Linked DNA regions of Homo sapiens: all the other regions are linked to region 2. Evidence: chromatin loops called from intact Hi-C (ENCODE). Cell type or tissue: mammary epithelial cell. All regions are shown on one strand.

The links. Peaks named below come from ENCODE experiments on the same cell type or tissue, not always from the same donor. Only the 100,000 strongest peaks of a DNase experiment are listed, where the experiment ranks them.
Region 1: a loop joins it to region 2, with 11 times the contacts of the local background. A loop is called at or near these places in 4 of 110 quality-filtered maps.
Region 3: it touches region 2 in a loop (24-fold over the local background); 10 of 110 quality-filtered maps call a loop at or near these places.
Region 4: a loop joins it to region 2, with 22 times the contacts of the local background. A loop is called at or near these places in 44 of 110 quality-filtered maps.
Region 5: a loop joins it to region 2, with 14 times the contacts of the local background. A loop is called at or near these places in 5 of 110 quality-filtered maps.

Annotation. Positions count from the first base shown.
Region 1 is chrX:85,001,185-85,006,184 of GRCh38, forward strand. APOOL (apolipoprotein O like) reads left to right here and starts at 2,693. Exons shown (of 9, transcript NM_198450.6): 1 at 2,693-2,743. The coding sequence starts at 2,729. In mammary epithelial cell, no CTCF peak of the experiment used is centred here; a DNase peak (open chromatin) is centred at 2,627; H3K4me3 peaks cover 1,598 bases; H3K27ac peaks cover 1,836 bases.
Region 2 is chrX:85,050,235-85,055,234 of GRCh38, forward strand. It overlaps APOOL (apolipoprotein O like), which reads left to right. Exons shown (of 9, transcript NM_198450.6): 3 at 1,155-1,274; 4 at 4,110-4,164. Among named protein-coding and RNA genes, the nearest start is that of APOOL, 49 kb to the left of the region's middle. In mammary epithelial cell, a CTCF peak has its summit at 2,941 (motif pointing left); a DNase peak (open chromatin) is centred at 2,557; H3K27ac peaks cover 2,121 bases.
Region 3 is chrX:84,043,899-84,048,898 of GRCh38, forward strand. No RefSeq gene overlaps it. Among named protein-coding and RNA genes, the nearest start is that of RPS6KA6, 140 kb to the right of the region's middle. RefSeq lists enhancers at 74-574, 2,485-3,051. In mammary epithelial cell, a CTCF peak has its summit at 2,687 (motif pointing right); no DNase peak of the experiment used is centred here.
Region 4 is chrX:84,727,661-84,732,660 of GRCh38, forward strand. It overlaps the pseudogene TEX16P. Among named protein-coding and RNA genes, the nearest start is that of HDX, 230 kb to the left of the region's middle. In mammary epithelial cell, a CTCF peak has its summit at 2,253 (motif pointing right); no DNase peak of the experiment used is centred here.
Region 5 is chrX:84,905,362-84,910,361 of GRCh38, forward strand. No RefSeq gene overlaps it. Among named protein-coding and RNA genes, the nearest start is that of APOOL, 96 kb to the right of the region's middle. In mammary epithelial cell, a CTCF peak has its summit at 2,164 (motif pointing left); no DNase peak of the experiment used is centred here.

The DNA.
Region 1 (5,000 bases), 49 kb before region 2:
GCCTAGGTTGTCTTTCAGGGTTTTTATAGTTTTGAGTTTTACATTTAAGTCTTTAATCTATCTTGAGTTAATTTTTTATTATAGTATAAGGAAGGGGTCCAGTTTCAGTCTTCTGCCTATGGCTCACCAGTTTTCCCAGCACCATTTATTGAATAGGGAGTCCATTATTGGGTATATACCCAAAGGAATATAAGTCATTCTACTATAAAGACACATGCATGGGTCTGCTCATTACAGCACTATTCTCACTAGCAAAGACATTGACTCAACCTAAATGCCCATCAACAGTAGACTGGATAAAGAAAATGTGATACATATATACCATGGAATACTATGCAGCCATCAAAAACATAAAAAAGAATAAGATCATATCCTTGGCAGCACCATGGGTGGAGCTGGAAGCCATTATCCTCAGTGAACTAGTGCAGGAACAGAAAACCAAATACTGCAGGTTCTGACTTATAAGTGGGAACTAAATGGTGAGTATGCATAGACATAAAGATGGAAACAATAGACACTGGGGCCTACTTGACGGTGGAAGGTGGAAGGAATGTGAGGATTGAAAAACTACCTATCAAGTGCTATGCTTATTACCTGGGTGAGGAAATAATCTGTATGTCAAACCCACTTGACATGCAATTTTCCTGTATAACAAACCGGCACATGTACCCAAACCCAAAATAAAAGTTAAAGTTGGAAAAGAAGCAACAACAACAACTACAACAACAAAACATGGGTGTTATTGAAATTCCTGAAATTTTTGGGAAATAAGATTGTTATAAATTTATTCTAAGCTTATTCACAATTTTAAGACTTTTCTTATTTGCCTGTTGATTATTGTGAAATAAACCTGACTGATATTAAAATCAATAAAAAGTGTGCATCAATCAGTTATGAACAAAGTTAGCTTGACAAATCTAGGTATACCATTTATTTAATATGCAGAAATGTTAAATTTGGATGAAATTATTGACAAATACACAGAGGTTAAGGCTCAAAAACAGAAACTGTAATATTATTATTCATTCCTGTGGCAGACCACTATGTAGATATAAGTATTTTTCCTTTGAAAAATACATTAATGCAATTAAAACACCTTGATCCATTTTTTTCCTTTTTTGGTTCTGTACTATTTATTTTGCATTTTATTTTTATATTGGCATATATATGTATGTATATGTTTATATTAAGTTCAATAAAAGAAAATAGTCACTCAATGTTTCTTTTGTAGCCAGTATTATTAGTTTCATTTCATCATTATTTCTTAAAATAATTTTGTCATTTACAGGACAGTTCTGTTAAAAAGGATCTGTTTTGGGTATGAAATGTGATAGGTATCAACTAATGCCTAGTATATAGTTTGCACATAATAAATATTTGTTGATTGAATGAATGAATACATGAATTAATATTGGGACTGTTAATGGGCATATTATGAGCATCTTCTTTCCTCAGAATCCTTCAGGGAGGCCTACAGCAGACCTTGCTCCTGTTGTGAATATTGCAATATACCCTTAGTATATTCTCCTGATAGCACCAAAATCATCCTTTAAAAATGTAAATTAGATCACATCACACCTTTGCTCAAAATCCTCCAATGATTTCCCATCTTATTCAGCATAAAATCCAAATTTATTTTGGCGGCACGAAAGCCCCTACACTGTGTTACTTCGCTACCTCTGAAATTATTGCTCCAGCCTCACTGGACTTTTTCATTGCTGTTCCTTCCGTATGCAACCCTCTTCTCTAAATTCCTCCAGGACTTTTATCAAATGAGCTTATCAGAGTCTTTCTCTCATTGATATAAACCAGTAAACTCCCACCTCATTCCCATACTGTTTTATTTTCCTTCATAGCATTTGTCTCTTTTTTAAAATTTATTATTTATTTTTATTTATTTATTTATTTTTTTGAGACGGAGTCTCGCTCTGTCGCCCAGGCTGAAGTGCAGTGGCGCGATCTCCGCTTACTGCAAGCTCCGCCTCCCGGGTTCACGCCAGTCTCCTGCCTCAGCCTCCCGAGTAGCTGGGACTGCAGGCGCCCGCTACTACGCCCGGCTAATTTTTTTTGTACTTTTAGTAGAGACGGAGTTTCACCGTGTTAGCCAGGATGGTCTCGATCTCCTGACCTCGTGATCCGCCCGTCTCGGCCTCCCAAAGTGCCAGGATTACAGGCGTGAGCCACCGCGCCGGCCTCATTTGTCTCTTTTACTCCTGTAATCATAAGCTCTGTGAGGAAGCCACTATGTTTTGTCTATGCCCCGAACAACTGCCCGGCACAGAGTATGCTCTCCGTGACTTAGTTTTAGAATGAATGAACTTACCCATGTTTCGCAGAGGTAATAAGTTGTTTTTCTTACTATATAATTAATTATTAAAGCAGCTACATTTGGGTATTAAGTCCTTATCTGGACATATCACATATGCCCGAAACAAAATAATTAAAAGTTCTGCACCCAGGAAAATAACTCCCAACTGGACTATTGATAATGTTCTGGAAGGCTTTATCTGGGACCGGGAGGGTCAACCACAGGGGTGAACAGTTTCTCCAGAAGACAGCTGACCGAAACCGCAGCAGTTGCCAAGGCGGCTGGAGGAGGGCGGAGAAAAGGCGGTAACTGGCAGGCAAGGGGCGTAACGGGGTGGGGCTGTCCTAAGGGAAGCCTAGTCGAACTGATTTGTCCCTCTCTGCTCTCCGTCTGAAAACCTTGGCCGAAAGGGTTGTAGACATGGCGGCCATCAGGGTAAGCGAAAACCAACTTGCTTAATTTCTGTGGGTGCCGATAGCATCCCGGTAACTGTAAAAGGGATCCTACTAACTTCTGAAGGAGCCCTGAAACAAGGGGCAGGGTGGAGGTGGGTTTTGAGATAATTGCAATCTTTATCGTTTGAAGCCTCAAGACACCTGCCTTTCCCCATTAGGGTTTTATCAGCCTGGGACGCTGCTCCCTCAATCCCCTGTGGTTGTCGATTTACACAGTGGCACAGTACAAAACTGGGAAACGGCTGGGTGAAAATGGCTGGCCAGGCGACGAGCCGCAGTAGACGTTTCGGTCTTCAGCTGCAATAAAGAGAAAAATATATATATAAACTTGGCATTTGTCTCGGCGCACAGGGCAAGGCCACATGACCCTATGGAAGGACTTTGTTGAAACATTTGGGGTGAAACTGACCAGGATAGAGAGGTCCCATAGTCTTTCAGCAGTGCGCTGGTTTACACATAGTGTTGTTGCTTTCTGTGCTCGAATAACCTGTTCCTTTCGAGTTTTACGCTTGGGAAAGGTGCCTTTACTTGGGAGTCCGTGTACAGTGAGTGACTCAGCTGGCAGCTTGCTGCAGTTCCCTAAGTAGTGTTTAATAATGGTAGTCTACAGATATTTACGTAGCGGGTTTTAATTGTAAAATATTCTGTTAGGCTTGCAGGAGATACAGTATGAATAATTCAGTTCCGCTGAAGTTTTAAGTCGGCAGCGTCTACAGTTCTGGTTCTCATACTTCATCTGAGTTATTTGAACAACCTCCTACCTGAACTTGCCACCTCAAGCCTGGCTCTCATGTAATCTGTTTTCCTCTGTGTTGCCAGAGTACATCTACCAAAATGCAAATTTGATTTTTGCCTCCCCCCGCATTTAAAAAATTTTATGGGCATGTCATCATCTCCCCTCTGGGGTCAGGCCATACTCTTATGTCTAGAACATCTGATTTTACCTAGACTTTCCAGCCTCATCTCTTGTCACTCAGGAACCCTCCTCCTGTCGATACTGAGCTGCTTGCTTGACCCCGCCATGCTTTTTTACGTGCTCTTTCTCTGGGCCTAAAGTGCCTTTTCCCATGCTTATCTAGTTGTATTTATAGTTCATTCATTCATTCAGCAGCTATTTGTGTACAGCCTCCCCATATGCAAAACACAAAAATGCCTTGTTTAATAGTGTCCTTGATCTCCCCAGTCTATTTTATTTTATTTTATTTTTTATTTTTGAGACGGAGTCTCTCTCTGTCTCCCAGGCTTGAGTGCAGTGGCGCGATCTCAGCTCACTGCAACCTCCACCTCCCGGGTTCAGGCGATTCTCCTGCCTCAGTCTCCTGAGTAGCTGGGACTACAGGCGCATGCCAACCATGCCCGGCTAAATTTTTTTATTTTTATTTTTTAGTAGAGACGGGGTTTCACCATGTTGGTCACGCTGGTCTCGAACTCCTGACCTCGTGATTCACCCCCCCCCCCCCCCGGGCCTCCCAAAGTACTGGGATTACAGGCGTGAGCCACCACGCCCGGTCCTCGCCAGTCTATTTTAATAACTCTTGTTTGTGCTCCCAGAGGACTCTGGGCACACTCTTAACCAAGCATTTATTCCACTGCACATATAGACTACTTACTTGTCTGTTCTAGCTACCTAAACTATAAGCTCCTTGAAGACAGTAATTATATTAACCTTTGTATCCGTAGTACCTAGCACAGGTCTGATGTATATTAGGTAGTCAACATGTTCTACATGAATAAAGTGCCAGGCAATGAGGACAGAAGAGATTAAGTGGTGGAGATATAACACATATAACACAAATGACTGTGATTCAGAGTAAGGGGAGTTTCTTACCTGAAGAGAAGTACAAAGTGCTCTGACGCTCAAAAGGAGAGAGCTCACACTTGGTTTGAAGAGAGTAAAAAGAGGCTTCATGGAGAAGGTGCAGAGACAGAAGGAATGGTCAGTGGCAAAAAGCAAACCAGAATAGTGTGTTTTCATTGAGAAGAAGAGAGTTGAACAGTCCTTTGATTTCACCATTAATAAGTTGCTGCTGTTATCATTTATTAAGTGCTTACTCCAGGCCAGGCACTATGCTAAAACACGTTACATGTGTTAATTCACTAATTCTCAAGACAACTTTATGTGGTGGGTATTATTACCATTTTACACATGAAAATTAAGGTTTAGAGAAGTCAGATTATTCAAAACCATGCTAATAAGAGCTGAAGTGAGCTAAAGAGATAAATAGAGTGGTAGAGGA
Region 2 (5,000 bases):
TCTTATGTTTTATTTATTTTTTAACTTTAGATAAAAAAACTGACATAAAATTGTATGCATTTACCTTGTACAGCATGATGCTTTGAAGTATATATACATTGTGGAATGACTAAATCTGTCTAATTTACATATGTATTACCTTGAATAGTTATCATTTTTGTGTTGAGGACATTTTATACCCACTCTTAGCATTTTTCAAGAAAACAATATAGTGTTAACTATAGTTTCATGTTTGTTGTTGGTAGAGGAGCAAATCCAAAGTCATTAATCATCTAGTTCCCTTGATGTTGATTTGTAAACTTGATTCTTCCCAGTTCTATCTTCCTCAAACACCAGGCTTCATAGGAGGATTTATACCCTAAATATAAAAGCAAAAAAAAAAAAAAAATTTTTTTTTAAAGGAAGTAAGTCCCTACCTGGTTAAGTTTTTCATTGTTCTTTTGTGTATGTTTGTTTTTATTAAATACTAATTAGAATCAAAAGGCTGTTCAAAATATGAAAGGTATGAATAATAATATGATGATGATAATGATGTACAACCGTATACCTAGCACCCAATTTAAAGGAAAACAAAATCCTCTGTGTTTCCATTTCATTCCATTCAGAGGTTACCATTACCCTGAATTTTTACTATTATTCCCCTCCTTTACTTTTTAATTTTACCTTATATGTCTGTATTGCTAAGCAATGTTTTTTTTAAGTAACCTTATATTCCTGAAATTCATCCAAATTTTTCCATGTTGCTGTAATTTTTATATTTACCCCCTAATTTCTAATATTTCTTTGTACGAATATACCCCAAAGGATCCATTTTACTGTGGATGGACATTGGGTTGGTTGTAATTAAAATGTTGCTGTGAACGTTATTATACTAACTCTGGGTGTGCAAAGACAGTAGTTTCTCTAAATATACATAGGAGTAGAACCATTGGATTATATTATATTTGGCATCTTTTAATTTCTGGGTTTTAAACGGTCTTTATAAACAGTTTACCACATCATTCCTGTATTTAAGATGGTTTTTTAAAAGTATTTTATCAGCATTTTTAGTTGTTTTTAGAAAGAAGGCTGATGAGGATTCCTGTTCTGCCATACCGCTGTTATGGACAGTCCAGCTATTTTATGTTTTTGACATGAACATTTTTTGCCTGTAGCTCCCCATATATACTGCACCACCGCTCCAGTCTAAATATGTTGAAGAGCAGCCTGGTCATTTACAAATGGGCTTTGCTTCCATCCGCACTGCAACTGGTTGTTACATTGGCTGGTGCAAGGTAAGTCAATTCTGATAGTGGTTTAATATCAGAGATTTCTGATTAATTGTTCCAGTTACCTACTGATGTGTAGAAAACTAATCCAAAACTTAATGGCTTAAAACCACAACCATTATATTACATCTTATGATTTTGTAAGTCATGAATTTGATCTGAGTTCAGACAGGTGATTTGTCTGTTGCATGTGGCATTGACAGAGGTGGCCCAGTGGGGTTCATCTGGCAAATGAGCTGATCTAGACAGTCCAAGACAGCTTTATTTGCATCTCTGGCACCTTGTTAAGGATGGCTGGATGACTGGGTTCAGCTGGGATTATTGACTAGAACACCTACACGTGGCCTCTCAAGCATGGTGATCTCAAATAGGTCAGATATAACTTACTTGGGTAATTCAGGGCTCCTAAAGACAATGTTACAAGTGGCCCTAGGCAGAATTTGCCAGGCTTTTTGCCTATCATCAGATATCCAAGAAAGTCACTTCTACAGCATTCTATTGTTAAGTCACTAAGGCCAGCTCAGTTTTAAAGGGAAGGGAATTAGATGCCAACTCTCAGTAGAAGTAGCAGCAAATAATTTGTGGCTATATTGAACCTACTCTACCACTACTGCATAGATTAAAGTAGTTCAGCAAGGATTTATGTCACCTAGCATGTACACAGTGTCACTCACTTTTTATGTGAAGTTCTGAGATTACTTCTGAATATTTTCTTCTTTGGCTAAGTAAAGTGTTATTTACTTGTTGGCGTTAGCTCATAAGACCATTCTAACTACAGTAAGCTATTGGGCAAAGTAGAATACACGTGACTTTAATGCTTAGCCTTCAATCAGCAATATCCATCAGCAGAGTGGTGGAGTAAGCTGATGCAACACTAATGTTTCATTATCATCACATAAACATCATTGTGTTAGCATCTCCAGTGTCAGTATCTTAATGTTGGTACCAGTGTTTTCATCATTCTAACCTAGTAACCATGCGACTTTTCCCCAAATATAGCCTGATGGTGAATCATTGTTCTTTTTAGTTTCTATCCATTATCTTTAAAAAGAAATCTAATGAACTTATGAAAAATAATTTGTGCTTAGGTGAAATACCAAATCAATGAACTCTGGTAATTCCAGATAATATTTCAAATATCTGATAAGTACATGATGTTATTTTTGAAAACTTGTGTTTGTCATACAATTCTTATGGTACTAGTTGTACTACACACTATTAATAGTTTGATCTAAGAGGGAAATACCTTAACCAATTATGGTCTGAATCATGCCCCTATGACTATGTGCCAATAGCTAGATGATTCAGACTTAAGCCTCCTGAGATGTAATTTTCCATAATGTTCTGAAATTTTTCTTCAGTGAGATAAAATGTTCCTGAGAGGTCTTTAAATTGCTATTGTAACTGTCATCCAATTTAAGATTCAAAAGAATGTTTTATTCCATTAATATGCTCAAACAAATAGGTTGAAGAAAGGCAATTTCCAGTGCATTTTGTCCTAAATGTAAACAATTTTTTTTCCTAATTTTCCCCTAAAAATGTAATCCATTCTTTAAAAATTATGTCTGACTCAAATTCGTTCCACATTAAAGCTTGAATCATGTAGAGCAAATTCAATTTCTACTCCTGCTAGCTTAGTGTTTTGAAATTTAGGTAGCACTGACCCCATGTGGTAAAAATGAATTCCTTAGCAGAGCTAAGAAAAATTTTTTTTGAAAGATGACTAATTTTCTTCCTTAATGGTTAAATGATTCCCAATCGACTGGTCAATAGGTATTTTAACTTTGAAGGTGAAATATTCTCAAGACAGTCCCTACAGAAAAGTAGTTCAATAGCAGTTAGCGTTTATGCTGATTTGTACAATTTTAAACCAAGATGAACCTCTGCATCTCTCTGATAACCATTAAAATATGTAAGACAAAATTACAAAACCAAGCTATCTCTATAACAAAAACTTATTTCTTCCCTGTCCAATATAATAATATCTGTTTTCTCTGCTTTGAAAGTCTCTTTTGTTCTTGTTTTTATCCCATGGTTTCATAGCAGCTAGTTCAGAGAAGGATTGTGTTTTCTGGTTCCATCAACAGAGTACAATATGACCACGAGTAAATCATTTTGTGACTTCCTTTTTTTTCTTATCTAAGTGAGGTAATACCTAGCACTCAATAAATATATTTAACACTCTTTTGCACTAAAATAAATCAGTTAGAAACAGGTAAAGTTAAAGATTTGCTTTAAAACTTTAATTCCTCTGATGTATTAACATAGTTTTGATTTCTAGAGAATTTATGTTCCGATTTAAAAACAGGATAAACACTGGTCTATGTAGGATGATTTCTGTCCTGAGGTAATTTAGATTTTTTTCTCATTCTAATGCACACTAAGAAAAGGGAGGAAGATGAAGCCCTTTGCTTTAGGCTTTTTGCTCTTTTTTTCCCTCCACAAATCATTATGTTGTTGCTATTGCAACTTTATTAATCAGATGTTGCTTCTAAACTGAAATATACCTCCCTTCTTCTTTATTTAAATTCCATTTATTTTTCTAGGTCATTATAAAATAAGATGATAAATATTTTTTTCAGTATCATTTCTGCTCTGATTATTTCATAGGCACATTATCCATTTATATGAGAAAAATGATATAAATGTTATCCATGTTAAATAGAATGAAAAGCAGGAAATGAAAACAAGCTGGTAGTGAATACATAGGAAAGCTGGATTTAGATTTGGGCATAATGTTAAGTCAACCTTTTAATATAATCTCAGAGATGCAGGCAATTTTATCTCATTATCAACAGCTTCAAAAATGCAGATGTCTTCCCCCCCTTTTTTTTTGCTTAGGGTGTTTATGTCTTTGTGAAAAATGGGATAATGGATACAGTACAATTTGGAAAAGGTAGGTGAGTAGATAATTAGAAATGTTTTATTGTGTTTTTAAATTGCATTGTTTAAATGTGAGAAAAATAAACTTGGTATGTTACCCATTATCATGCATTTACCAACTCAGAAGGTACTCTCTATAGCAATTTATTGATTAATTTATTGATTATTTGTTGATTATTGATTAATAGCAAAGCAGTAATATTCATTATTCAGCAGTTATTATTGGCTAAGGTGTTGTACTTAGCATTTTACATAATTTTTGTCACAATTATGTTAGTATTGGTATTATAATTATTCCCATTTTACAGATGAGGGCAACTGAGGTTTAGGAAGGTTAAGTAGGTTATCGAGCTTACGTAACTGTAAGTGGTAGTGCCAGGATACAAACTGAGGTCTGTTTTAACTACAAAGTCTATATTATATATCATAAAGCATAAATTAAAAACATGTCTCCATTGTTGCTAATTAGTTTAAGTGCTACTTGCTGTTAAAATACATTGTATTTTGCTGTCAATTGCTAGGAAATGTTATAGCAATCACTAACCCTGGAATATTTAAGCTAATGGTTAAAAAGCAATTATACTTGACTCTTTAGCTTGTTAATGGTGTTTGGCAACAGATATAGCTTTGTAATATTCTTGGCTTATGCCAGTTGTCATAATAAATATGTATAGGAGATAGAAAGATGAGCTAAAATGTTGAATGTTTCCATGAAGTTGATGACCTGTATTTGAATTGTCATTATTTAATGTATTAGGAATAAATTCAAAATTATATTCCTCATCAATCATGAGGAATAGGATTAAATATGTGATTGCCATTAAATAATTAACTATGATAGAAAAGTGT
Region 3 (5,000 bases), 1.0 Mb before region 2:
GCCCTAGATCTCCCAAGATTGTATGTCCTTTGTCTTCCACTAGCAGGGTGGGTAGGGAAAGACCATCAGGTGGGGATGGGGTTACGTGTGTCTGAGCTCAGACTCTCTTTGGGTGGGTTTTGCTGCAGCTGCTGTTGGGGATGGGGTGAGATTCCCAGGTCACTGTAGTTGTGTACCTAGGAGGATTATGAATGCCTCTGCTGAGTCATGCAGGTTGTCAGGGAAATGGGGAAAAGCCAGCAATCATAGGCCTTACCCAGCTCCCACACAAACTGAAGGGCTGGTCTTACTAACACCATGTCACCCACAACAGCCCTGAGTCTGTTTCCAGGTGGAGGTTGGGCTTGAAAACTTGCCGGAGGCTTTCTGCCCCCAGCTGTGAAAGAAAAGGACTTTAGTTCTTACCCCGCCTGTGAAGTCTGCAAGCAGAATTCGCACCCTTTCCCAAGGTCTGGCCAGGAGGCTTCTCGCCCCACTCCAATTGTTACAAAGTTGAGCTAAGGAAGTCCTTCTCACTGGTGAGGTTTTATTGCCTGCTCCTCTGGCCTCCCTCCTGATGGATCCCTGTGATGCCAAGCAATAATGTGCTGCCTGGATTCAGTGAGCTCCCAGGGACTCACTGCTGCCTCCTCCACCCCTGTATTTCGCTAGGCTGGGCTCTCTAACTTGACTCAGCTCCAGGTAACGTCAAGAACTTCTCCAAACAGAACTTCAGCTTCTCTAGTGGGGGTGTGTGTTCAAAAAACGGGGGTCTCCCATTCCCACTTCCACAGCTGGGGCACTATCAGTATTTGAGATGTCTCCTGGGTCCTGCAGGAGCAGTCTGCTGCCTTCAGAGGGTCTGTGGTTACTCTCAGGATTGCTGGTTTGTTCTTGCAGTCGATCTGGAGCTAAAATTCACAGTGCAAGCCTTTGCAATGCTGCTCTATCTGGAGCTGCAATCTAGTCCTACCTCCTGTCTGCCATTATCTGCAGAAGCTCCAGGACTACATTACAATGTGACATTTGGAGGGGACAAATATCCGAATGATAAAAACCATTTTTTTAACTTTTGTTGATTTAACGTCTGTTTTATCAAATATAAGCATAGCTACTTCTTCTTGCTTTTTGTTTCTATTTGTGTGGAATATATTTTTGACCCTTTAAATTTGTGTCTGCAGTGTCTTTACCAGTTAGCTGAGTTTTTTATAAGCAGTATATACTTGGATTCTGTTTTTTTGTTTTTTTTTTAAATCCATTTCATCAATCTGTGCTTTTCAGTGGAGCATTTAACACACTTACATTCAAAGTTAATATTGAAATGTGAGGTTTTGTTCCTGTCTTAATGTTAATTTTTACCTTGTTCCTTTGTAGTCTCAATTGTGTAATTGTTTTATAATATCTGTTAGTTTTAAACTTTTGTATGTTTTGATGATTGTGGGTAGTGACCTTTCACTACAATGTTTAGAAGTCCCTTGAGCATTTCTTGTAAGACTGGTCTAGTTGTAATGAACTCCTTTAGTGTTTGCTTAAGTGGAAAAGGTTTTATTTCTCTTTTATTTATAAAGCTTAGTTTAGCTGAAACAATATTCTTGGCTGAAATTTTTTCTTTTAGAACGCTGGAAGTAGAAACCCAGTCTCTTCTGTTTTTCTTTTAGGTTTTTGCTGAGAAATCCACTGTCAGTCTGATAAGACTTCCTTCATTGGTGATTAGACACTTCTTTCTTGCTGCTTTTGGATTTTTTTTTCCTTCACATTGATTTTGGGTAGAATGAAGGCAATATACCTTGATGAGGTTCTTCTTGCAATATATCTTCCAGGAGTTCAGGTGTTCTCTGAGCTTCTTGCATCTGGAATTCTAAAACTCTGGCAAGACCAGGGAAATTTTCTTGAATTATTTCCTTCAATAGGTTTTTTATACTTTTTATTTTTTTCTCCCTATGGAATACCTGTAAATCATACTTTGGATACTTTGCATAATCCCGTATTTCACAAATGCTTTGTTCATTTTTAAAAATTGTTTTTCTTTATTTTTATCTGACTGGGTTAATTCAAAACACCTGTCTTCCAGCTCTGAAATTCCTTCATCTGTTTAGTCTAGCATATTTTTAAAGCTTTAACATGTGTTTTATAATTTCTTCAAAATTTTTTTGTTTCTATAAATTCTGTTTTCATTTAAAAATATTTATGTCTTCTTTCATATTCTGAATTGTTATTCTGATTTCTTTGTGTTGGTTTTTAACTTTCTCTTGGATCTCACTGAGTTTCCTTCCAATCCATATTTTGAATTCTTTATCTCTTATTTCAGAATTCTCATTTTGATTAGATCTATTGCTAGAGAGGTGGTGATGCTTTGTGGGGATCATAACACTATGTTTTTTCATACTGCCAGAGTTCTTACACTGGTTCCTTCTCACTGTAAAAGCTGTCTCTTCTTATTTTTTAATTTACTTTCATTTCCCTGGAATATGTGACTATAATGTTTGTTGTGCATGGTCATTTGGCTTCACTCATTATAGATAGGTGTTGTGGAGTGGCTTTCTCAAATGTTTCATGTACTAGTGATTTACTGGGCATATGAGCAGGCACGCTGACTTCTGAAGTACCAGGATTGTGGAGGTCTCAGAAAGCTTCTTTCTTTCCTTAGTACTGTGTGCTTGTGTCAGCAGGTTTTGTATTGGGTTGTGCAGTTTAATTTGTAGGCCAGTAGGTGGCGCCCATGGTAAACGCCACCTGCAGCTGAAACAGATGGGTATGTGTTTGATCTTTGTTTATTGGGAGGTGCGCTGTTGTTTCAGGTGATGGGTGCTGGGCGGGTCTGTGGAATGCTCTGGTGCCCTGAGTTCTTGTCCCCTCACACCTCAGGATGGGCTTGAGAGACAAAGATAGAGCTGGACTACCATGCTTGCCCACAAATACGCCAATGACAAGCAGCGTAGGCACCAACCCTGATGGGGGTGGCAGTGGAAGTTCTTTTTGAAATGTACCAAGGTCTCCACACAGTGGGAGGGTGGGCACCAGCTTAACATCCAAGGGAAGAAGGGATAAGATCTGTTTTTCTATCCTACCTCTGTCCCAGGAATCATGACTCTTAATTCAGTCAGACACTGTAGTCTATCTCTAGGCCACAATGCAGCTAATAGCCACAGAAAATGATTGTCTCACAGTTCTTCATGGAAATGGCTTCAGGGAGAATCCTCTTTCCTAAGCATAATACAAATATCTTTGTGGGTCACCTTTTCTCCAATGCAGGAACACTGCTGCTTTGTGTAGAGACAGAAAAAGGCTGTACATTTTGGCACATGCGGGTTGGTGCCAGCTGTGATGGTGTTGGCTGTTTGGGTCAGTCTGACCTCAGATGTTTGGGGGAGTGATCAGGTGCCAGTGGTGATAAAGTGGTCTAGGCAATCCCTCAGTCTCCAGGCCCCCAAATAGTATGTTCTGTCCCAGAGGGACTAGATCAGGGACTGGACTAGTAGACTTTTCTTCACGTGCTGATTGTAATAGGGACAGGTGGACTGGTTGCCAAGATACCAGTAGAATGCTCAGGCAGGAGAAGAGTAGCTGCACTGCAGGCTCACCACCAGGGAAGGCAGACCCCTCTCACTCAGAGCTATACAGGCAGGCAGCTGTGCAGAGGCATGACTTGCTCACACCTCTGTCTGGCCGCAGTGGTGACAGTATCTGTCCCTGGTGTGTGTGTGAAGGTGCCTGGTCTCCCCACTCCCCTCCAAGCCCACTGGTGACAGCAGTGGCAGTGTCAGCAGCAGCCCCAGGGCAGAACACAGGCAGATGGGACTGTCAGGGTGGTGCTGGGCAGCAGCTGTTCAGGGCTTAAGAGTTATAGGACTCTAAGTGAATTCAAACAATTACTATGTGCAACTTACAGGCAGCTTCCCATGTTTATCTGGAGGCCTGTGGGAGTCAAAAAGCTCTCCGGTAATTATGATTATAAAACTTCATGGCAAAAGTGTGGAGCACTGAGTGTGAGCACCCCTTCTCAATGTCAGGGAATCTCGCCTGGCTCCATATCAATCCCAGCTCAGCAGTTTGCCTGGTTTTACTCTCCTTTGCTTTCTGTAATTCCCATTGCTTTCCCTGGTGGATTCCAGTGTTCTCTCTTAGATAATCAATTATAAGTGTGAATATTTACTCACTATATTGATTCCTCTCCATGCAAGAGGTGTCCACTAGCTGCATCTAGTCATCTATCTTGAATCAAAGCACTATTGTGATTTTAATTTGCATTTTCCTAATGGCTAATGATGTTGATTCCTTTTTTTCATCCCTTTATCTGTCATCCATATATCTTCTTCAATTGAAATGTTTCTTCATGTCATTTTTCCATTCATTTTTTTTCTGGCTTTTATTATTATTTTTTATTATACTTTAAGTTCTAGGGTACATGTGCACAACATGCAGGTTTGTTACATATGTATACCTGTGCCATGTTGGTGTGCTGTACCCGTTAACTCGTCATTTACATTAGGTATATCTCCTAAAGCTATCCCTCCCCCCTCCTCCCACCCCACAACAGGCCCCAGTGTGTGATGTTCCCCTTCCTGTGTCCAAGTGTTCTCATTGTTCAATTCCCACCTATGAATGAGAACATGCGGTGTTTGGTTTTTTATCCTTGCGATAGTTTGCTGAGAATGATGGTTTCCAGCTTCATCCATGTCCCTACAAAGGACATGAACTCATTCTTTTTTATGGCTGCATAGTATTCCATGGTGTATATGTGCCACATTTTCTTAATCCAGTCTATCATTGATGGACATTTGGGTTGATTCCAAGTCTTTGCTATTGTGCATAGTGTTGCAATAAACATACGTGTGCATGTGTCTTTATAGCAGCATGATTTATAATCCTTTGGGTACATACCCAAATGTCCATCAATGATAGACTGGATTAAGAAAATGTGGCACATATACACCACGGAATACTATGTAGCCATAAAAAAGGATGAGTTCATGTCCTTTGTAGAGACATGGATGAAGCTGGAAACCATCATTCTCAGCAAA
Region 4 (5,000 bases), 320 kb before region 2:
GTCTATCAATCAATCTTGTTTTCCTTTCAAAAGTCTAACTTTTGGTTTCATTGATTGTTTGGATTTTTGGGTCTCAATTTTATTCAGCTCTGCCCTGATTTTAGTTATTTCTTTACTTCTGCCAGCTTTCAGGTTAATTTGTTCCTGTTTTCCCAGTTCCCTTGTGTGTGATGTTAGACTGTTAATTTGAGATCTTTCTAACTTTTTAAGGTAAGCATTTAATAATATAAATTTTGTCTTGACATGGCTTTTGCTGCATCCTGAGATTTTGGTATATTGTGACTTTGTTTTTATTTATTTCAGAGATTTATTTATGAATTAACTTTATGGTTAACCCAAAATCACTCAGGAGCAAGTTGTTTAATTTCTATGTAATCTTGGGGTATATTCTGTGTACAGAAGAGAGGAATGTAAATTATGTAGTAGATGGGTGGAGTAATCTGTAGATGTCTATTAGTTTCAATTGGCCAAGTGTCACATTTAATTCCAGAATTTATTTGTTAGTATTCTGCTTTAATGATCTGTCTAATGTTTACAGTGGGGTGTTGAAGTCTCCCACTATTATCAGGTGGCTGTCTCAGTCTCTTTATAGGTCTAGAAGTACTTCTTTTTGTGAATCCCAGTGCTCCAATGTTGGGTTCATCTATATTTAGGATAGTTAACTCTTCTTGTTGAATTGAACCATTTATCATCATGTAATGCTCTTCTTTTTCCTTTTTTACTATTGCTGGTTTAAAGTCTGTTTTATCTAAGTATAATGATAACCTCTGCTGTATTTTGTTCTGCATTTGCAATATGACTCTTCAACCCTTTACCTTGGGCCTATGGATTTTGTTACAAGTGAGATGGTTCTCTTGAAGACAGTAAATTAATGGGTCTTGATTTTTCTTATCCAGATTGCCACTCTGTGCTTTTTAAGTGAGACATTTAGACCATTTACATTCAAGGTTATTATTAATATGTGAGGTTTTGTAGCTAGTTCCTCTGTAGTTTCTATTGTGTGGTTGCTTTATAGTGTCTGTGGGCTATGTAATTAGGAGTGTTTTGTGGTGACAGGTATTGTTATTTTGTTTCTATTTTAGAACTCTCAAGGATCTCTTGTATGGCTTGTGTAGTGGTTACAAATTCCCTTAGCACTTGATTGTCTGAAAAATATTTTATATCTCCTTCATTTATGAACTTGAGTTTGGTGGGATAAAAAATTATTGGTTGGAATTTCTTTTCTTTAAAGATACTGAATATAGGCCTCCAATCTCTCCTGGCTTGTAAGGATTTTGCTGAGAAGTCTTCTGTTAGCCTGTTGAGGCTCCCTCCGTATGTCATCTGACCTTTTTCTACAGCTGCCTTTAAGATTTCTTCTTTAGCATATATCTTGGACAGTCTGATGACTATATGCCTTAGTGATGTTCATTTTATATAGTACCATGCAGGTGTTCTCTGTATTTCTTGAATCTGGATGTCTACCTCTCTAGCAAGATTATGGAAATTTTCTTGAATGACTCTAATATGTTTTCCAGGTTGTTTGCTTGTTTTCCTCTCTCAGGAAGGCCAATAATTCCTAAATTTAGTCATATTACATAATCCCATATTTCTTGGAAACTTTGTTCATTTGTAACAATTATTTTTTCTTTATTTTTCTGACTGGGTTAGTTCAAAAGACCAGTCTTCAAGTTCTGAAAGTCTTTTTTCTGTTTGGTGCAGCCTACTGATAAAGCTTCCCATTGTATTTTGAAATTCCTTATGTGAAGGTTTCAATTTTAGAATTTCTTATTGGTTTGTTTTTAAGATGTTTATCCCTTCCTTCATTTCCTGGTTTGCTTTAGATTTTTCTTTGTGCTTATTTTCAACCTTGTTTTCGATCACATTGAACTTCCTTGCAAATTGTGCTATGAATTCTTTAAGCGTCACTTTTGAGTTTCTATTTTGGTTAGACACCATTGCTGGAGGGCTAGTGCGATCCTTTGGTGGCTTCACTATCTTCAGATTTCTCATGGTGCCAGATTTTTTATGCTGGTTCCTTCTCATTTGGAGATGCTGACACTTCTTATTTTTGTAACTATTTTCGTGTGGGTGAATTTTTTTCTTTTTCTTTCCTTTCCTATAATTTTATTTTTTTCTTTCCTTTCCCCTTTCTACCTGTCTCTAGCAGGTGCGACCGTAGAGAATACTGGGTAGTCTTTTGGCTTTGTCTCTATAGTCCTATGCACTTTATTTTAGGCTGTGCAGTTTAACCTACGAGCCAGTAGATGGCACTCATGGGTAAGAGCTAGCTGTGGCCTACATGGCGGGCTGTATACTTGATCTTTGTTTACTGGCAGATGCTCTCTGTTGCCTTGGGCATTGAGCTTATTTAGGGAATATACAGAGGTCTTAGCTTCCTGCTCAGCCCCAGGGGGTTTGTGGCCACAAGGAGTGGGGCCAGACTAGGCAGATCTGCCTACAGGTCCCCCAGTGGCCGACACAAGAACCTCTTCTGAAGGAGAATTTAGTGGGCAGCACTGAGGTGTACCTAGGTGTGAAGTTAGGAAACATCCTCAATGACAAGTTCTCTGCATGAGATTAAGAGGTGGCCTAAACTCCTAATCCATGAGATTGGGTGATCACATGCCTGGATCTCTACACAAGAGGTGTGGGGAAACTCAGGCGGCTGAACAAGGCAAGCAGGTGCTCATCTGCCTGAGTGTGTAGCAGAGGGCCTCACAGCACCAAATCTATGTCCAGGAAGAGTGGGGCAGCTGAGACTGCTCAGCTAGATGAGTGGATGCTCTGAATGCCTGGAGATATGCCTGGGCATAAAGCAGAGAGAGCCTTTATGCACCAGGGTCTCTGCACAGGAAGAGTGGGGAATGTCAGAATGCTGATCCAGGTAAGCAGGTACTCCAAATGCATGGAGATCTGCCTGGTGTGGAGCAGAGAGGATTCCCCTGCACCAAATTCTTTTAATCAGCCAGATGACATCAAGAAAGCTGTTTGCTGATGTACTCTCCCCCAGGTTCTGGGGTGTCCTTCATGACTCAGGTGGATTTCCATTTTTCCATCTTGAATTAAAGCTCTCAGAATAGATCTTTATGCACTATTGTTACCGGAAAGGGGTCCAGATACAAACCCCAAGACTGGGTTCTTGGATCTTGCACAAGAAAGAATTCAGGGTGAATCTGTAAAGTGAAAGCAAGTTTATTAAGAAATAAAGGAATAAAAGAATGACTGTTCCATAGAGCAGCCACAAGGGCTGCTGGTTGCCCATTTTTATGGTTATTTATTTCTTGATTATATGCTAAACAATGGGTGGATTTTTTATGCCTCCCCGTTTTAGACCATAAAGGGTAAATTCCTGAAGTTGCCATGGCATTTGTAAACTGTCATGGCGCTGGTGGGACTGTAACAGTGAGGATGACCAGTGGTCACTCTCGTAGCCATCTTGGTTTTGGTGGGTTTTGGCCAGCTTCTTTACTGCAACGTGTTTTATCAACAAGGTCTTTATGACCTGTATCTTGTGCCGATCTCCTATCTCATCCTGTGACTTAGAATGCCTTAACCATCTGAGAATGCAGCCCAGTAGGTTTCAGCCTCATTTCCCCCAGCCCCTACTCAAGATGGAGTTGCTCTGGTTAATCGCCTCTGACATTATCTTGCTATTTCCAAGTGGCTAAGGAACAACAAAAGCCTCTAATCTGCCAAAAAAAAAAAAAATTCTAGATCTTTTAAAATTTCTTTCCACAATGTCTTGAAATTTTTAGAGTAAATTTAAACTTCCCTTGTTAAATTTGACTCAAATCATTTTATTCTTTCTGATGCTATTCTAAATGGAATTGTTTTCTTAATATAATTTTTTGATTCTCTATTGCATGCATATACAAATGCAATTGATTTTTGAACATTGATCTTGTATCTTGAGCTTTGACAAAATTATATATTAGTACTAATAATTTTTAGTAGATTCATTATGATTTTCTGAATACAATAATATATCATTTGCAAATAAAGTTGCTTTTTTCTTTCCAATTTACATGTTTTTTATTTCTTTTCTTTCCCTAATTTCTCTGGTTAGAAGTTCCATTACAATGTTGAATAGAAATGAGAAAGTAGCCATCATTGTTTCATTTCTTAGGGGAAAAACATCCAGTATTTCACCATTAAACATGATTTATGTTGTGAGTTTTTATAGTCTTCTTTTATCAGAGAGTGTTCTGTTTCTAGTTTGTTAAGTGTCTTTATCATAAAAGAGTGTAGAATGTCATCAGATTTTTTTCCACATGTATTGATATGACCTTGTGGTTTTGTTTTTTATTCTATTAATATAGTGTATTACATTAATTGATTTTTGCATGTTAAACAAACCTTGCATTTTGGGGATAAATCCCAGTCATGATGTATAATCCTCTTAATATGTTGCTGAATTAAGTTTGCTAGTATTGTGTTGAGGATTTTTGCATCTGTTTTCATAAGAGATACTGGTCTATTCTTTTATTGCGATATCTTTATGTGGCTTTGGAATCAGAGTAATTCTGACTTCATAGTATATATTAGAAAGTGTTCTCTTATATTTCATGAGAAGAATTGGTGTTAATTCTTCTTTTAATGTTTGTTAGACTTCACTATTGAAATCATCTGGTCCTGTGCTCTCCTTTTTTTTTTTTTTTTTTTTGAGACAGGGTCTCACTCTGTCACCCAGGCTGGAGTGCAATGTCATGATCTTGGCTCACTGCAACCTCTGCCTCCCAGCCTCAAGCAATCCTCTCACTTCACCCACCTAAGTAGCTTGGACTACAGGTGTATACCACCACACCTAGCTATTTTTTTTATATTTTTTTTGTAGAGATGAGATTTTTCCATTTTGCCCAGGCTGGTCTCCAACACCTGGACTCAAGTGATCCACCCACCTTAGCCTCCCAAAGTGCTGGGATTACAGGTGTGAGCCACCACACCCAGCCTGGATGTTCTTGATTACTGACTCAACCTCTTCAATTATAGGTCTGTTCAAATTCTCTATTTCTTCTTGA
Region 5 (5,000 bases), 140 kb before region 2:
GTTCATGCCCTATTGATGTTGAGAACTATTTGTGTATTTTGAAGTAATTCTGTGTAGTCATTAACTTAAGAGTATGCTGTTACCATAGCTGGTTTACTAAATTCATGGTCCATTCACTTTGCAGAAAGCTATTAATATTAGGTTGATGCAAAAGTAATAGTGGTTTTTGCCATTACTTTTTCACCAACCTAATATCTCAAATGCATGGTAAGCAAACTGCATTCTTTCTTTAATAAACAGTCTACAAAACTGTTGTTCATTATCACTCTGGTGACCTGGCTCTTGGCTCTTCATTTCAATGGCTAACACACTCTATTCAGTTTTTTCTTTACATCCTTTTTTTCTTTCCCTTTTCCATTTCTTTTGTAGAATATCAAGGCTGAGATGATTTTATATATCCACCTGAATTCCAAATTGACTTGGCTCCATGTTGCAGAAGAAACCAACAAATACATCCTTAAGTTCAAAGTCCAGATCAGCACTGTACAATAGAAATATAATGTAAGGTACATATATAATTTTAAATTTTCAAATAGTTTGTCCAGAATACCGGTGTTCCAGCATTATGCTGTGACTGGAATTTATGAATAATAGATTCTATAAGATTAACACAATAGTTCTATTACTTTCAAATTAGCTTACCACTTTAGTTCATTTTTCACCTTTCTTCATTTTATCTGCAAAATATTAAAATTACCAGTTACCTTTCTTTGGGGGAAGAGTCATAGGATTTATATATTTTTATCAAGTCTTTTTCTAACTTACTATATTACAATACCTACTAATTTACAATGTTCTTCAAATGATATGCTGCCCATCCTATAGCCAGATTCCTATAATTAAAGAATGTGTGCATAAAATCATCAGCAAGCTTGGGAGAAGAATCAATCAGCATCAAATTGTTCTTTTCCCTTTTGTTGACTTAATAAAACCACATACATTAACTTAGTTCTACAACCAAGGACCTATAGGAAATCAGGCAATGGATCAAAAAGAAATAGAATGACTTCTGCTTCTGCTCTGGGCTAATATTCTAGAATATGTATGATAAATTATGTTAATGGTTGTAACAAATTTTGAAGAAACTCAGTCGAAGAACTTGGAAAAAATCTACCACCATCAAAATAGCAGAAAAAAGCTTTGGAAGCCAAAGTCATCCATTTAGTTTATTATATAAGTGCTAAAATTAAGATGTTTGGAGAATACCAGTATAGTACTAGGAGATATTGAAGAGATAAGTATCTATAAGTTACTAGATGTCATACTTTCTCTATTAGGTTATATTCTTACTATTATATATCTTAGTATATAATATATAATTATATATAATATATAAGAAATACAATAATATATGATATACATTACATATAAGTCATAGCATATAGTTTATATAGCTTCAGAACAGATGAAATGAAACTTGGGATGATTCAGGGAAGAGAAATAAATCCTAATCACAGGGATATAAAAATAGATTCCATGAAGAAAAGTTAAATAAATCAGTGTGTTTTAGTGGTAGAGTTACATAATTATTACAACTTAGTATTTTTAAAAAATTATACAAAAAGGCAGTTGAAAATTAAAAATAAAATTGCAAAAATACGTGTTTAAGTTGAAGCTGGAGAGCTTGAATTATCTATAAAATAAAATATATGACCAGAATTGGCTATTGAGGAAAGTGATATAGTTTCCACCTTTTAATATCTTAAACTGTGTCCTGGAGGCTTAAGTATTCAAGCCTGAAGTAAGAAGTAGAAACAAATTGCTTTTTTTAAGTAGCTTTCCAACTATAAGATTGCATAATTTTTCATTAATGTGGACTAGAGAGTATGTCTAGACAGTACTTACCTGTGTGTAAGATATTGCCCTGAAAGAGCTTGTAACTTTTACATTTGTCCCGTGATGTGGAGGAGTGATTTATCTACCAGTGAAGGAGATGAGGAAGGGCAAAAGAAACCCATTCTTATTTTCAAAGTGGAAGAGATTTAGCTACTCAAAAGCCCAGGTCATTTGACACTAGGGGTAATTCACTAAATGGTAAAAAGAATAAACAGTCGTATTAATCACATCTCTAACAATTTACCCTCAAATTCATGTATATTGTTAACAGATAGCTCCCTGGACTGAAAACTTTGGGTATTCTAGAATGGAAATTCCTAGGAATAAAAGTTGGCCCCTGCCATCTAGTGGACACCATAAGATTATTTTCTTTCTAATATTTACCTATATTTTGGTTTTGGAAAACAGAAACCAAATTAATACAGGACTTGGTGAATCATTGTCAGTACTATATTTCTTTATTTTGCTCAGAACTATACCTTTCCTTTTTAATCAGTGTTTCATATGTTGGTCACGCCACAGAGGTGGAATGAATCCCCCACCCTCAACCTCAACTTTGGTTAAGAGGTCAAGACACCACATACACACCAGGACACTATGAAAATGTTTATTATTTGCATAATGATGCTTTCCGGGGAGAGCAAGACAGGCATTCCTGCCGATCCAAAAATAACTTGAGGTCAGGGTGTGGTGGCTCAGGCCTGTAATCCCAGCACTTCGGGAGGCTCAGACAGGAGGATCTCTTGACCCCAGGAGTTCAAGACCAGTCTGCACAACATAAGGAAAACCTGTCTGCATAAAAAACTAAAAAATTAGTAGGGCATGGTGGCAGGCATCTGTGGTCCCAGCTACTTGGTAGGCTGAGGTAGGAGGATCGCTTGAGCCCAGGAGGTCGAAGCTTCAGTAAGCCATGATTGCACCACTGCACTCCAGCCTGGGTGACAGAGTGAGACTCTGTCTCAAAAAAAAAAAAAAAAAAAAAAAAAAAAAGCTTAGTTTTTCTAATATTTAGGAGCTGAGGCTGGGATTAAGTTTCTAGCATATGAGGGAGAGGGAGGAGGGTAGAGCTTGAAAACTATCAGCAATCAAATATCTAAAGTGGAGTCAGATTATTTATTACCCTTCTTAAGGGATATTTTGCCCTATTAGACTAAATTTAAGTCTATATAAGGAAAATGAACTACATAATTTACATTGACTATCCTAGTAGACTAAGTGGGTTATTCTGCTAGATTATATAAAGATACTATTGCTGATTCTGTGATACCAATATTATGGAATTGCAGAGAAGAAATATTTCTATTCAAGTTTATAATGTTTTCTAATGTATAAATACTTAACAGACTGAAAATTTCAATTTTAAAGCAGATAAATTAATAATTGATAACTCACATTATAAAATAATCACATTACAAAGTAACCTTTACTTAATAACTGACTTTTTTTAAAGTAGTGAGATTTTTTTAGACTAATGATACTTTGCCTATAAGGTAACCATTTTTCAGTGAGAATATATGATTTAGAAACAAATAGGAATGACACGCATCTCTTGTGAATACATTTATTGCAAGGATCATGGTATATTTTTAGTTTACTACTTGCACAAACAATGAGGAATATCCCCATTTTTTATTGTTGCTGCTATTATGTTCGACTTCAATTCCTTTTTAGGTATAACCTACACTTTTAACCTAGACTATGTTGAATTATTTATTTTTTAACATCATAATTCCCTTTGCCTTTTGGAAACAACCTAAGTGCCTTAAGCTATAAGAGTAACTTTGAATTTCCACTGCTGGATTATCACTCAATTGCTGAATTTCTTAATTTTAATAAGAATTGTGTTTGGATAAACCTTTTGTCAATTGCAGTAGATTTATACTTACTATAAAAAACAACAACAGCACAGAAATATAGTGGCTTTAAAATACTTAAAATTAGGGAACAGGAACACTGACACATTGAAGGATCTGACTATGAAAAATGTTGAAACATTGATATATAGAGAAAGAACATTCACTGAATTTGATTTAAATACAGAGTAAAAACAAAAGACTTGAAGTCTGAGCAGGGCATATCCTTACTTGAGTTTGACTATTTTAGTTTCAGTAGTAGTATACTCAAACAGAATCATACCAAGGATAATGGATATTGTGCATCAAATGTTGACTTACTGGCAGAGATTGCATAAGAAGAAAATTAATGAGTAATAAAGGTCAGCTGTTGTTGATGCAGCAAACTTTTTTTAAAAAAAATTCCAGATCTAGGTAAATTATGGGAGAAAGTGTTCATGTAGTGACCCAATATACGAGAAGCAAGATTGTTAAGGACATTATTGTTTAATTGTACATTTGCACATAAGATAGCCTTTTACAGTATTAATGATATTGTTTTGTTCTATATAAATCTTTTTGTGTTTTATGCTGTTTTTAATGGATATCACACAGCCTTAATTGAAAGTGTTTGGTCCTTAGGATAAGGCACATTTTAGAAAAGAAAATTTTAAGTTGTGGGAAATGGGCACTTATTTATTTTTCTTCTCATTTGGATTAAGCACGTACATAAGAGCCTGTTAGAGGCTAGAATGGTGGGAATGAAACAAAACAAGTGGATATATACAAGATACCTTTAGGAAGTAAAATCAACAACTTGGCTACAGGAATTGAGGGAGATAATGTGTCAAGGATGACTTCTAGGCTTCTGGCTTATATAACAAGATGGATTTCATTGTAATTTTCAATGAGATATGGAACACTGGAAGAGGACCAGAATTTTAAGGACGAGACTAAGAGTTTGGTCTGTGGACGTGTAGAGTTAGAGGTATCTGTGAGACATCCTAGGGAGTTTCACATAGTTTCCTCTTAGCCTGGAGCTCAGAGAAGAGGACTAAACTGGAGATAATTTGTGAGTTATCTGCATTGAAATGGTGTTTGAAGCCATAGGCATAGATAGGTGAGAACAGCTAGGACAGTGGTTCTCAAACATGAACATCCATCAAAATAAACTGGAGGGATTATTAAAACACAGATTGCTGGGGCCCATTCCTGAAGTTTCTGACTCAGTAAGTCTAGTGTGCGGGCTGAGAATTCACCTATCTAACAAGCTCCTGGGTAATGACCACGCTGGTGATCCCAGGTCTCTGAGAACCACTGGCCTAAGGAAAG